2 separate regions of the Homo sapiens genome follow, and region 2 is linked to region 1. Evidence: chromatin loops called from intact Hi-C (ENCODE). Cell type or tissue: K562. All regions are shown on one strand. Each heading gives the region's core, and the rest is flanking DNA. Links, peaks and the distances in the headings are about the cores only.

Region 1 (2,925 bases), core at 259-2,758:
CAATTCTTGACTTCTGTGCTCCTGCAGGATCAACACCACATAGAAGCAGCCAAGGCTTGGGGCTTACACCCTCTGAAGCCATGGTCTGAGCTGTACTGTGGCTCCTTTTGACTATGGCTGCAGCGTCTAGGACACAGGGCATCACGTCCCTAGGCTGCACACAGGAGTGGGGCCCTGGGCCTGGCCCACAGAACCATTTTTTCCTCCTAAACCTCTGGGTCTGTGAATGGTAGGGGTTGCCGTGAAGGCCTCTGACATGGCCAGGAGACATTTTCCCCATTGTCTTGGGGATTAACATTCGGCTCCTTGTTACTTATGCAAATTTCTGTTGCAGGCTTGAATTTATCCCCAGAAAATGGGGTTTAGTTTTCTATTGCATTGTCAGGCTGCAAATTTTCCAAACTTTTATGCTCGGCTTCCTCTTGAATGCTTTGCTGCTTAAAACTTTCTTCTGCCAGATACCTGAAGTCATTTATCTCAAGATCAAAGTTTCACAGATTTTTAGGGCAGAGGCAAAATGCCAGCATCCTCTTTGTATAGCAAGAGTGACATTTACTCCAGTTCCCAACAAGTTCCTTATCTCTCTATGAGACCACCTCAGCCTGGACTTCATTGTCTATATCATTATCAGCATTTTGGTCAAAGCCACTCAACAAGTCTCTAGGAGTCCCAAACTTTGCCACATCTTCCTGTCTTCTGAGCCCTCCAAGTCTCTAGGAAATTCCAAACTTTCTCACATTTTCCTGTCTTCTTCTGAGCCCTCCAAACTGTTCCACCCTCTACCTGGTACCCAGTTCCAAAGTCGCTTCTGCATTTTTGGGTATCTTTACAGCAGTGCCCCATTACCCAGTACCAATTTACTGTATTAGTTCATTCCTCATGCTGCTATAAAGAGCTGCCCCAGACTGGGTAATTTATAAAGGAAAGAGGTTTAATTGACTTACAGTTCTACAAGGCTAGGGAGACCTCAGGAAACTTACAATCATGGTGGAAGGGGAAGCAAACAAGTCCTTCTTCACATGGCAGCAGGAGAGAAAAGTGAGTGCCCACAGAAGGGGGAAGCCCCCTATAAGACCATCAGATCTTTTGAGAAGCAATTATCATGAGAACAGGGTGAGGAAAACTGCCCCCATGATTCAATTATCTCTATCTGGTCTCTCCCATGACACATGGGGATGATGGGAACTACAATTCAAGATCAGATTTGGGTGGGGACACCGCCAAACCATATCATATTCTAATACTGTCTTCACACTTGGACACATGGCAGCTAAAGCTTCATTAGCCGTGAAATGGACTTCACTAGAATTGATTCTCTTTTTCTGCTAAAAGAAAGGGGAAAGCCATAAAAAGTCCAAAAAAATTTCAATTCATTAGAGAGCTCTGATCTGTTGAATTCATTTCAACACACATTTTTCAGGTTCCTAGTGTGTGCCAGCACCAGAAACAGAGCTATGATGAACAAGACAGAATACCAGCCCTGGGAGGGATCATACAGACTCCTAATCTGTCATTTTTCCAGTTGTAAGAATAGAGACCCTCCCAGTCAACTCAGGAGATAATCAACATTAGAGTGTTGTTTGGGTAGACAACTGATATACCAAGGAACTCAGAATATCCTTCAGCCTGCTGTAAAGATAAACATAGCAATAAGGAGGAATAGAATATCAAACAAATATACCTCAAAAGACTAGATCATATGGGGTCACTGGAAGCTTCAAGGCCTTTCCAGAACACTACATGAGTACTGCAACTGTCTCAGCTACCAGCAACAATTTCTCTTTAAGGCTCAGATACTAAGTCAAACACTTTTCAATTCTAATAATTTTCTCTATTTTTCATATTGTCTACTCCTCCTTGGCTGTTATTTTAGCTTTCTTTACTCATGTGCATTGGTTTCTGGCTCTCTTACTGATTTCTTAGCCCTTTGTTTCTGGATTTTAAATGATCGTAGGATACCCTAATTTGTCCACTTCAATGATTCATTTAACTAATATTTAAAGTCCTCCTCTTAAGTGTCAATGTTGAGCTAGGTTCTGGGGATTCCAGATATAGTGAGAGAGTTGTGGGTCCTAGAGTATGTAAGAGAGAATAGAGAAGAGAGGAGGAGAGAGAGAGAGGAAGAGAAAGCAAGACCAACCAATAAACCAACATAATCCAATTTTTTATTTTAAGATGATTCTTCTTGGTGTGTCAAAAATACACCAGGGGTGAGGGAGGAGGCAGCAAGAAAGAGATAAGAACAGGTGGGAGCCTATTCCAGCAATACAGGTGAGAATGATGGTGTGGATTACAGTGTTAGCAGTAGAGATGATTCAAGAGAGGAAAAATGAGACAGCATATTAGGTAGTACAAGCCACTTACTGGTTGCCTAGATGCTGGATATTAGTGAAAGGGAGATTTCTGGTTTGATCAACTGAATCGATGGTGATAAAAGTTACTGCAGAAACCCAGAAGAACCGAGGTAAGTGGGGGAAGATGTTAAAATAATGAGTTTTGGGCATTTAAAATTGGCAATATCAGAAAAAAATGTTAAATAGTTTTTTTTTGACAGAGTCTTGCTCTGTTGCCCAGGCTGGAGTGCAGCGCTGCAAACTTGGCTCACTGCAACCTCTGCCCGCTGGGTTCAAGCAATCCTCATGACTTTTCCTCCTGAGTAACTGGGACTACAGGTGCACACCAACATACCTGGTTAATTTTTGTATTTTTGGTAGAGACAGGGTTTCACTATGTTGGCTTTGTATTTTTGGTAGAGACAGGGTTTCACTATGTTGGCTAGGCTGGTCTCGAACTCCTCACCTCAAGTGGTCCTCCCACCTCAGCCTCCCAAAGTGCTGGGATTACAGGCACAAGCCACTGTACCCTGCCAGAAAGTGTTAAATAGTTGAATTAGGAAGATTGGAGCTCAGAGGAGTTATCTGGACT
Region 2 (2,925 bases), core at 309-2,808, 70 kb before region 1:
GCACCGCCTACAACAGAAACCAAGTTTGGTTTGAGGAAAAAAAAAAAAAAAAAAAAAAGAAGAAGAAGGAGAAGAAGAAAGCTTTCCCAAGCATATTTATATACAGTATGCTCATGTGCTCCTTCCTTCGTTTACAGAAGGAAGTTAGGAAAGTCCCTGAAGGAGGAGAGAAAGAATTCATCAAGTCAGTGGGTGGGGCAAATTAAAATATACCTGTTCCCTGCACTGGAGGCTTACCAGCTGTGCCAGTCTGGGGAGTGTGCTTCTGGAAGTGAAAGTGAGGGATGAGAGGTGTGTGGTTTGCAGATTGGGAAACGGAAATCACATTTGCATCAGCTCTTTGCAAAGTGCTGCCTAGCCCTCTGTCATTTTGAACCTCATAGAAATTCATTCTCAGTGTACAGATGGGAATAGCAAAGTTCTAAAAGGTGAAGGCACTTGTCCTAGGTCATCCAAGGATGAAGACAGAGGAGCTAGGAAGATGACCTAGTTCTAAATCACGGCTTGGAGTTGTAACCTCTAGCACATGACTGCCCATGAAAGGAAAGTATTTCCAGTCTGCATTGACCATTGTTTAATCAGAGTATGAGGCCACAGATCGAGGTGACTGTCTGTGAGGGTAGAACATTAACCACTACTCCCTGATTAGTCTAAAGTTAATTGATCATGTGATGTGCTTTGCCTGCAGTTGGGTGTGGGGGCCACAACATGTAATAAAAGATTATATTTATTAAGTGCTTACTTTGTGCCAATCACTGCTCTAAGTTAAATACATCAATAAAATTATTCAATCCTGAGATAAATTTTGTGACAATAAAGCTATCATTCTCATTTTACACATAAGAAAATAAAGCACAGACGGCAAGTGGTAGAGCCAGGATTGGGACTCAGGCAGGCTGGCTGCTGGCTTCTTCACCATCACACTTCACCATAGGTACTGCTGGATCATGCATGTTCATAAATACCTGCACTGTCTTTACCCAGGAGTGGGTAAGACCCTGCAGTGAGGGGGTTGAGGGGGCTTCCTGGAGAAAGAGGTGGTGTTGGAACTCGGCCTTAGAGCTCAGGGAGGGTTGATCTCAGAGGAAAGTAAAGGACCCTGGGAAAAGATGGGTTCTAGAAATAATAGGAAAGTTTAAGGAATGGCCTGTGATGTACGGCAGAAACCAGTTTTACTAGCGCCTCCATCCAGTTGCTACTTCTGGTTATGTCACAGCCTGGACTCTTCAGGCTACTTGGAAAGGCCTTTCATGGCTTGGTCCCTGCTCACTGTCACCCGTCCCCAGTGTCCAGCCTCAACTTTTACTACTTTCCCAAGCTGCAGTTCCCTGGATACACTATTGACTAGCTGTACTGTTGCAAAATGGAAGTGTCCAGTCCTCTTCCTTCATATCACTATGCTCCTATGCTCATTCTAGCAAAGGATGATTTTCATGTCCCATGGCTACTCATTCTTGGTTTAACAAATCTATTAAAAAATGTCTTTGAGACTAACCTAAATCTCTGCTATTGTAACTTAACCTTTCTTTTCTATGCTCCTGTTCCTTAATTGTGTGTAGAAACCATTTTTGTATCCGCCTGCCTCCAAGATTGGGTAAGATGATCATATTCTATGTTCCTATAGCTTCCCTTTCTTCCCTATCATTGAATACCTCCTACTAGACTATGTTTGACCATTCCTTCTGTCTCCCCAATTAGACCATCAGGTCTGGGAGAGCAGGTACTAAGTCATAACCCTTCCCCATGACTATTGCTCCTAACTGTTATTCAATAGACTCATTACCATCTACTAAAATAAGCATCTAACGTATTTTCAAAGAATTCTAGCAAAGGATGATTTTGATGTCCCATGGTTACTCATTCTGGATTGAACAAATCTATTAAGAAACATCTTTGAGATTAACCTAAATCTTTGCTATTGTAACTTAACCTTTCTTTTGATGACTGAGTAGCATTCTATGGTACGGATATACAACAGTTTGTTTAATCATTCGCCCACTGAAGGACATTTGGGTTATTTCCAGTTTTGAGTTATTATGAATAATGCTGTTGTGAATATTTGTGTACAGATTATTTTGTGTGAACATGTTTTCACTTTTTCTGGTATAAATGCCCAAAGTGAAATTGTTGGCTGTATGGTAAACAAATGTTTAATTTCCCATGGTAAAATTAACTGCCATGGTAAAAACATACCATGTTTTTTACCATGGTATGTTTTTACCATGGCAGTTACCTATAAAATTTAAGCAGTTGCCTAAATATAGCAGTTATCTACAATTAATTCTGTAGGTAACTGTATGGCAGTTACCTACAACCAGAGTGGTTGTATCATTTTACTTCCCACAAGTAATGTGTGAAAGGTCCAGCATCCTCTCTGTATCCTCTCTCCAGCATTTGGTGCCTTTACTATATTTTGCTTTTGCCGTTCTGATAAGTGTGTGGTCGTATCTCACTGTGGTTTTAATTTGCATTCCCCTAATGGCTAATCATGTTGAACATCTTTTCACATACTTATTTGCCATCTGTATAACTTCTTTGATAATACAGAGATCTATTTTGGCTGCCAGGAGGTACTTCTTTTTTCCTTCTTGAATCTCAGTGGATTCAAAGGCAAAAAGTAAATCACTTAACAGATAAATGATGAGTTATCGCACTTGAGTATGTGCAAGATAGTGTTCTAGGTACTGGGGATAAAACAGTGAAAAGAACAGACAAAACCTCCTGCTTTCATGAAGCTTATATTCTGGTGGGGGGAGACGGCCAGTAATTAAAACAAATAAGTTAATTTATAGTACATTAGATGGCCTTAAGTGATTTAGAAAAAAAAAAGAGATAAATGATCTTAATTGCAATTGAAAATAGAGTTGTCAGAATAGACCTCATTGAGAGGAGACATATGAATGAAGACTTGAAGAGGGTGGGGGA

What was found. Hi-C counts contacts between places; a loop is a spot of excess contacts. Peaks named below come from ENCODE experiments on the same cell type or tissue, not always from the same donor. Only the 100,000 strongest peaks of a DNase experiment are listed, where the experiment ranks them.
Region 2: it touches region 1 in a loop (4-fold over the local background); 4 of 110 quality-filtered maps call a loop at or near these places.

Annotation. Positions count from the first base shown.
Region 1 is chr9:114,876,034-114,878,958 of GRCh38, forward strand. No RefSeq gene overlaps it. Among named protein-coding and RNA genes, the nearest start is that of TNFSF8, 53 kb to the right of the region's middle. In K562, for the core only: no CTCF peak of the experiment used is centred there; no DNase peak of the experiment used is centred there.
Region 2 is chr9:114,806,180-114,809,104 of GRCh38, forward strand. No RefSeq gene overlaps it. Among named protein-coding and RNA genes, the nearest start is that of TNFSF15, 1.6 kb to the left of the region's middle. In K562, for the core only: no CTCF peak of the experiment used is centred there; no DNase peak of the experiment used is centred there.